Regions from separate parts of the Homo sapiens genome. Here region 1 is linked to region 2. Evidence: chromatin contacts called from ENCODE Hi-C data. All regions are on one chromosome and are shown on one strand. Each heading gives the region's core, a stretch centred on a gene start or an enhancer-like site at or near the end of the contact. The rest is flanking DNA. Distances are from core to core; before and after follow the strand shown.

Region 1 (4,367 bases), core at 1,362-3,861, 140 kb after region 2:
TTTCCCAGTAATAAGAACTTCCAGCAGTGTACCTAATTGTTCATTTTGCCTCAAAGGAAAGACAGCCAGAGGTATAAATCTACATTGCTTCATGGGCAGTTGCTAACGTTTAGATGGATAATAAGGGACTTAGAAGAAACATGACTGGAAAATTAGTGACAGGAAAATCTAGGGAAGAAGTAAATGGATAGACTTTCCTAAATGGGCCCATGTGAATGTTGATCAAAGCTCAACCTCAGCATGTAAGAATCTTAATAATGGACAAGAGAACACATTCTGCAGACCTCTATCAGGTTTTTCTTTCCAGTTTCTTCTGTTCTTGACCAATGAGCTCGTGAACAAAATAGCCATGATGGTAGACATGGAGGGTATGCATGAATTCAGCAACATGAACTTCTACTCACAAGGCCTGAAAGGGCAGTATTTTGTTCTTGCTCCATAGAAACTTACTCTTTATAGGGATTTGTCTTCCCTACCTGTAATACCTTTGCCAAAATCAGTATCTGTGGACTTAAAGAATTCTTATATCTTATTTCCCTTCATGTTATTCCACAGTGCTTTGCTTTTGACCAAGGAACTTACTTTGCAGCAAATGAAGAATAACAGACTCATGCTCATGGAATTCATTAGTCTTAACTTGTTATTCATCACTCTAAAGCAGTAGAAAGGTGGAATTCTTCTTTTAACTATTTACTGTGCTAGATGGATGGAAACACTTTGCAGGGCTAGGATAATGTCCTGAAAGATGCAGTAAATTCTCTAAATGATCAATCAATGCATGTTGCTGTTTCTCTCTTATCCAGATTTCATAGATCCAGGAATCAAGGGGGAAAAATGGAAAGGGCTCCTCTTACTGTTACCCATAGTGATCCACAGCAAAATTTATTCTTTCTATTCTCAACTTTAGACTCTGCTGGTCTAGAAGTTCTGGTCCCCAAGGGAGAGATGCTTCTACTAGGAGATACAGCAATGATTCCATTAAGATGGAAGTTGATACTCCCTGCTGCCGACTTTGGGCTCCTTATGCTAAAGAATCAACAAGCAAAGTCAGATATTGGTGTATTGGCTGGGATGACTGGGGAAATTGGATTACTACCAGATTATAGGAGTAAGAAAAAGTGTGCCTGGAATTCAAGATCATATCTTATACTCTCAAGTCTTGTAATTACTTTTGTTGCTGTAACGAACAAAGTAAGTGGAAAATAACCCAATGCAGGCTCAATTGCAAAAGCTTGGATCCCTCAAAAATGAAAACTGACATCACCCCAACAGGCAAGAAACCATGACTAGGTGATGTGCTTGCTGAGGACACAAGTATATGGAATGGGTAGTGAAAGAAGGAAGTTATAAATACCAGCTATGACCACAAGATCAGTTATAGAAATTAGGATGGTAAGAATTATGAATATTTATTTTTTGATATAAATATATTTGGTTGTATATTAACCAATTCTTTTTTCTACCCCATCCACCATCTAATATAAAATGGGGTAATAATAGTCTTTGTATTAGTTCCCTAGGGCTGCTATAACAAAGTACCACAAATTGGGTGGCTTAAAACAACAGAAATTTATTTTACTGCAGTCTGTATGCGAAAAGTCCTAAATCAATGTGATAGTGGGGTCACTTCCTTTTTAGAAGCTCTGAGGGAGAATCTGTTCAATGAGTCTCTTGTAGCCTCTGATGGTTGCTGGTAATCTTTGATGTTCCTTTGTCCAATCTCTGCCTCCATTGTTACGTGACATTCTTTGTGTCTGTGTTCAAATTCCCCTCCTCTTATAAGTACACCAGTCACTGAATTAGAGCCCATCTTAATCCAATATGACCTCTTCTTGATTATATCTGCAAAGACCGTATTTCCAAATAAGATCATATTTACAAGGTTCAGGGTTTAGCACTTCAACATGGCTTTTTGACAGACACAATTCAACCCATAATATCATTATATCTCAGTATATTCAAATGACATGACATCGAAGGGAAAGTGGATCTTAGCTAAAAAAAGACTGAATATCATCCCAAAATGGACAAAGTAACCTATGAGGCTATGTATCTTTTTTTTTTTTTTTTCTGTGGCATCATCTCACTCTATCACCCAGGCTGGTGCAGTGGTGCAATCTCGGCTCGCTGCAACCTCTGCCTCTTGGGTTCAAGTGATTAGAGTAGCTGGGATTACAGGCATGCACCACTATGCCTGTCTAATTTTTGTATTTTTCGTAGAGACAGGTTTCACCATGTTGGCCAGGCTGGTCTCGAACTCCTGACCTCAAGTGATCCACCCACCTCAGCCTCCTAAAGTGCTGGGATTACTGGTGTGAGTCACTGCACCCAGTCGTCTTTTAAATGTGTTTTCATCTGTAGAACTGATAGTTGCATCATACTACATAGAAGCATCGTTTTGCTAATGTCTTCATTTGGAAGTTATATTTAGTTAAGAGAAGTGGACATGGATGCCAAGTTGGCAAGGGATGGACTTTGGTAGCTTTCTACAGTATCAAATTGGCTAAATCAGGAGCTATATTTTCCAGAATTTCCTCTCCTGATTCACACTGAGTTAAGGTTAGCCTTAGGGGAAATTTGCATGAGGTTGGAAAAGCAGAATTGAAGCAGCAACCATTTGAAGGGGGCACCAAACTCTATGATGGCAAGCACACATTTACCCTGATGTGGTGACTCACCTGGACTTAGCGCAGCAGCTGTAGTTGAAGCTCCCAAAGCTCTGTCTTCAGCTTTGCCAAGTCCTATGCTAGGTACATGTTCAGCTCCATGGCAGAGGGCACTAGATCCTTCTGGAAGTCACCCCCATTGAGGTTGGTAAAAGGCTGATGTGGGTTCCAGTTTTTCCTCCTAATTCCAATTCTTTGTTCTTCTCTACTTCATGCCCAGCTTTTGTTACTGGTGGCTGTGCTGACCCGGAGAGTTCAGCCCATTATCAGACAGATGCAACACACTCCCATTGACTTCTTCACCAGATCCCACACTTGCCTGAGGTCTAATCCCTGGAATAAACCCCTCATTCTATGTCACTGTTTCTGCTTCTTATTAAACACCGATACATGCACCTTGTATCAAACACTGACAAAGGTTGTCACGAAGGAAGAAATCAGGAACCACAGAAAGCACTGGTGTTCATATTCCACCACCTCAAAAAGGCAGGAAGTCTTCTACAGATAGGTGTGATTTGGGGCACTTCTGAATTATGACCCATCCTTCTGGGTGCCAGTGCTAAAATAGTCATTTTCTACCACCCTTCATCTGACCTCCATTCATATGCAACAACTGTCTCCAATCAGAGCTTGAAACCAAACAGCAACTATATTTCCTGATATTTCATGTTTGGGGAAAAAAGCATAAAATAAAATGTGTTGTGACCTATTTACAAGAGCCTGTCCCCAAATAATGTGAAGGCCATCATTGATTGATCTCTATTTAACTTGGCTCATTGGACTTCTTACCATCAGAATATCTAGTTGAGCAATTTATTAGCATTCTATCTTAGTCAGCTTCTGGAGTGTAATTCAGGTCCTAGTTCCTTACTCTGACATAGGTTTTTTTCTTTTCATTTTAGCCTCCCATTTTCTCCTGTTTCCCGTATTACGAAAGGCCATGTTTCCCCTTTACTGCCAGCATGTGATTGTGTGGTTGTGTACATTTTTTCTTGAATATTTCCCCTTGTACATGTTTTTTGTCAGCTTCCTTGCCCTACCTCCCATGATGCCTTTCCTTATCCAGAAGACACTGGCACAAACTCTTTCAAGAAATGAAAACTCCCTATCATGGTTCACATGCATTGATTGGAAAAGTATTAACTATTGAAATAAATGTAATATATATAGAAACCTAAAGCTACTGTTTTGTTCAACCTAAGATAACAATGCTTGCTGTATTTCTTTAAATTAGTTACAGGTTCACTCTACTAAGTAATTAGATTCATTTAATATAAAACAACCGTTGCTGGATTCTGAGAATGGTTCATGCGTTGGTCAGGGACTTGGCTTTCTTGGGGAGACACAATTATTTCCTAGGGCAGCCTTATAGCTCCCAGACAGCTAGTGAGGCCCAGCAACATGTGGAGTCTGGTTTCTAGAGCTATGGCTTGGTTAATCTGTATTATTTTCATGAAGTGGTTAACATTCCTTATGAAGAAATGGAGGCTAAGTGACTCACAGCAGATTAGTAGAAAAGACCTGAGTCCCTCTCAGAATCTTTGGTATTCTGGTTGGCAGGATTACTGTTTGCCCCAGGATAGGCTTTTCTCTCAAAATCATAAACTTCCAAAAACATAAATCATTTCCATGTGGATAAAGATGAGAAACTGTATTGACTTTTCTCTGTTTTGTTAGAAAGAAAGAAAAAAGAGAGAGGGA
Region 2 (4,163 bases), core at 187-2,686:
TTTTTTCTATAGAAATAATGACTACTGCTTCTTTGTCTTGAGTTGTTGATAAAAATATATGTTTCATAGAGCATAAAATGGGCTACATGAGGGCAGACTTCTACAAGGATTAATTTCTATAAGATGTAGAAATGTCTTTTATATCACTTTAGAACTCTCCCAGGCATTTAAATAAGAGTGGTCTTTTTTTTAGGAAGTTCTGTTGGCTGCATGTAAACTTTGAAATAAAATTAGCTCCAAGTTAGAAAACAATTGGTATAGCAATCTACCTAAGGCATTCTTGGAAAAAGTTGGGTGGCATGATTATTTTAGTCTTTAAATTTCCAGAAACATTTCTTCCATTTGGCTTGTGAGATTAGGAATTTAGCAAAGAAGTAACAAAACCGTACTTAGATAGGCAACTGATGAACTGCTTAAACTAAGATTTCTAATTCATTGTGATCGGGAATCTCATTTACATAAAATGAAAAATAATTAAATTGCATCTTAATTGTGATCTTTTCCAATTTAATTGAATTTCAACACTTAGGTCAGTGGCTGGAGTACAAAGTCAATTTCTTCCTGAAAGGTTTTATTATTATTTTAAAATTAATTTCCTTCCTTATTCACAAGAGGGGAGTGATATAGCCCAATGTGAATGAACGATTACATGGACCTATATGAGGTTTTGAATAAATACCTTGACTTGGGCCCAGTAAGCTTGCAAAGGTTGCTAACTGTATGTATTTAGTTGTCACTGGTGAATTCGTATGTGTAGGCAGATGCAGAAGGAAGGTTGTGATATAAGCTATAGACTGTAGTCTTTTCTTTCTCTCCTGAGGACGGGGTGGACAAAATGGGCTTGAGAAGCAGTAGCCTGAAGTTGGGAATCACTGGAATTCAAAAATGTTAGCATTTAAAGCTGCCCAAGAAGCCAGTGAAACGACTCCAACCTGCCATATGAGGACATGGAAACTCTCAGAAAGGTAAAGGCAGTGATCTACCCAAGGCTGAAAAGATAGTGAATTCCAGAGCTGCGTGGTCCATCTAGATTCCCCGATTCCTAATTCTAATTACTTCTCAAGCAGATTTAAGGAAGATTATCTGATGCAAAGTTACCAAAATTACAGAAATTGTTTATTATGGTCATATATACAGGGTCTGACTTACTAGCCTTTAAATGCAAAAGTAGTGGTTGCTTACACTTTGCTGCAGCATTAGCGCTTACTTGGGGGGACTGCTGGGTGGCAGAGCCCCCAAAGAACAGCCTCTCCCATTGGGAGTTCTCCAAGATCATTGTCTTTCTCATTTTGGAGTTTGTGTTTCCTACAGGATCTATTCTGACAAAGCTGTCCTGTGGCCTCACAATCACGTCTGTCAGGGTAGCATGGTTGTCCAGGACAAGTGTGTATATCAGTGGCTCCTGGCAGGTGATGATTACATAAGCATCCTGCCAGCCACCCGAGTGGAAACGATGGTCCCAGCACTTCTGAGAGAAGAGAACATGACGGGGGTGCAGCATGCGGCTGGGGTGCACAGGCTTTCTGGCCTGGCAGAGATCTTTTCCAGTGAAGTGATTTTTCACATTGCAGGAGGAAACACGAGAAAAGGCTTCTTCATCTGCCAGACTCAGGGTGCCTTAAAACACAAAGTGCTTCAACTGTGTTTGAGCTTTGAGGGGGTTGGGGCTTGCTTATTTTTATAGTTATTTATGCCTTACTCTCATTTCAAGTGGCAAGCACTTTATTCAGTTTTCTCAGTGGAGCAAGAACAGACTGATTGGCCCTCTGGGTGTCCAGGAATGAAAGGTCACTCATCCACTTTGCAAACACATCCACTCAGGCGGAGAAAGCCCAGACAGCCTGTGACCTGAAAAAGCTCCTCATGCAGTGCCCCTCGGCCAGGCCAGGTCCAGATGCTTTCCTCAGAGGGCTGAGACATCAGGAGGACCACTGATAAGACCATCTAGCAAGGATTGGACGTGGACGAGGGTCTTCACTGAAAAGAGAGAGAAGATGGGAGAAGAGGGTTAATACATACAGAAAGAGAGAGAAGCTTGAGACAAGAGGGATGTGGAAAAGACTGTGGAGATGGTAGAGGAGAAAGATTGCTTTTCCTTATTTCAGAGCTATTTTTATCAGGATAACATCTAGGCCAGAAGAAAGCAGCTCTTGTTTCCAATGTATCAGGTTAACACAAAACATATTTGTTCACCTCCAGAAGCATAGTTTTGTTTCCTTACCAACATTCTGTGAGCAGTACCACACAGTGGCTAAAAGGTCAGGCTCCTGAGTCAAATGGACATGGATTTGAGTCCCAGCTCAAAGATATACTACCTTCCCTAAAGCACTATTTTATCATTATACTATGAAGAAAGAACAGTAACAACTGTACAGAGTTATTTTGAGTATCCAATGAGATAATGCATGGAAGTACATCATAAAATATCTAACACATAGTTCTCAAATATTAGCTATTAATAATTAGTGAGTATTGCAATGGACATAGCACCAACAAGATTCAGAGACACAAAAAATAAAAACTGCTTTCAAGGAACTTACAGTCAGCTTGAGGATATAAGATGAGCATACATGAAGCAGTATGGAATGGCCCACAACAGCATAAAGTGTATGAAATACACTAAGTTCTGCATGAGTTTACAAAGCCCACAGTGATGAAAAGTTGTGTAATAATTCAAGATACTATGGGTAATCATCAATGAAGTGGTATATTTAAGTAGGTGCTAGAAGTGGAGATGAAAGATGAGTGTCTTTTAAACCAGTGCTTCCCCAATTGTAATGTGCATATGAATCACCCAGGAATTTCCTAATAATATAACTTTTAGTTCGGTCCTGGGGTGGGGCCTCAGATCCTGCAGATTTAAGAAGCTCCTTAGGTAATGTCCATGTTATTGGTCCACAGACCACTCATTGAGTAGCAAAGACTTAGAGAAAGATTTTGGAACATATTCCTGGCAGGTAATGTGTTTACCCAGTGACCTGTTCCTTGTTTTATACCTATTAAATATTAAACATGAAGGATGATGAAGAGAAAAGAAAAGAGTGGCAAGAGAAATAGGCCACAAGGTTCCTACTCACAAGGAGTTTTGGGGTTGTTTTCTCCTAAATTCTCATTGATCAGAAAAACATCATCATTACCACCACTCCAAAACAGTCACCACCATTAACTAGCCAAAACAACTGGTGGAAAAATATCCATTGAACAAGTATGTGACAATCCAGTACCAAAGCTTTAATAAGTCCTAAACAGAAGTGGAAGAGAGCAATCACCATGGGGCAGGGTTAGTTAGGGAAGATATCCTAGATAACTGACATTCAACCCAAAAGCTAAAAGAAATGACAGAAAGGAGTGAAGACGGTGGATGGTGACAAAACCCAGGAACCGAAGCTCCCAACTCTCCTTACTTTTGCTTCTTACTCTTATTGTGGCACACTTACTTATGTGCTGCTCTCTGATTGCTTTTGAGATAGTTCATTCAAACACATTTGTAGCCGCCCCCTAATTCCCCAAGAAACACATACAGTAGATTCTTCTATCCTCATACAGAGATAAAAATTATATTCTTCTTAAGCCTTCAGTTTATGATTAGTCTAAATCTAAGCCATGCTTGCTTTTCCAGAAATAAAATTAAGTGTAGAGAAGTCAGCTCCTTAAGTTGTAGATCATGAAAATGTTCTAAATATTAGAAGCATTACAGAAATGCAGAGATAGCTGACATGTTTACATGGCTTGTGTAATTCTAGGTAACAATGTGTGTTCATTCTGATTTATAATAACACTAGGTATACAGGAGCAGCTTCTTTGATGAGGAAATGAAATCTTCTTTGCTATCTTATTTAACTGAAAAGCTCTTAAAATATATGCTTTGAAATGTCCCCTCTTCCTTGGTATTTATCCAAAGTTCTGCAAAAAGAGTTATAATCCACTTATCTCCAAGAAGCAAGTTGAGGGAGAAGTTACATAAAATAGTTGGCTTATTTATAGATGTGCATCTATTCTGTAAACCCATATGTAAAGACCAGAAGGGCATTTTGTCCCTAAAACCAGGACAAATAAGAGATTTGTAGAGGGAGGCCAGGTCATCAGCACGATAGAAGGCTGCTTCTATTGAAGCTTCTGCTTCTATAGAAGATGATTTATTAGACTACAAAACCTGCCCCATC

Evidence for each region. A loop is a pair of places that touch in the nucleus more often than their neighbours do. Pooled maps may share reads with other maps.
Region 1: a loop to region 2 is called in a map of esophagus muscularis mucosa, with 2.0 times the contacts of the local background. The contact joins two enhancer-like sites. A Hi-C loop is called at or near these places in 3 of 168 maps with a recorded cell type or tissue (GM12878, esophagus muscularis mucosa and posterior vena cava), 2 of 37 single-sample maps with no recorded cell type and 9 of 50 pooled maps.

What each region holds. Positions count from the first base shown.
Region 1 is chr1:221,695,625-221,699,991 of GRCh38, forward strand. No RefSeq gene overlaps it. Among named protein-coding and RNA genes, the nearest start is that of DUSP10, 44 kb to the right of the region's middle. Within about 2 kb of position 2,612, at least 4 of the 41 ENCODE cell types and tissues checked have a DNase peak (open chromatin) inside an H3K27ac peak, as active enhancers do.
Region 2 is chr1:221,554,452-221,558,614 of GRCh38, forward strand. It overlaps LOC105372937 (a long non-coding RNA gene), which reads right to left. Exons shown (of 3, transcript XR_922623.3): 3 at 1,095-1,977. Among named protein-coding and RNA genes, the nearest start is that of DUSP10, 190 kb to the right of the region's middle. RefSeq lists an enhancer at 893-1,393. Within about 2 kb of position 1,437, at least 2 of the 41 ENCODE cell types and tissues checked have a DNase peak (open chromatin) inside an H3K27ac peak, as active enhancers do.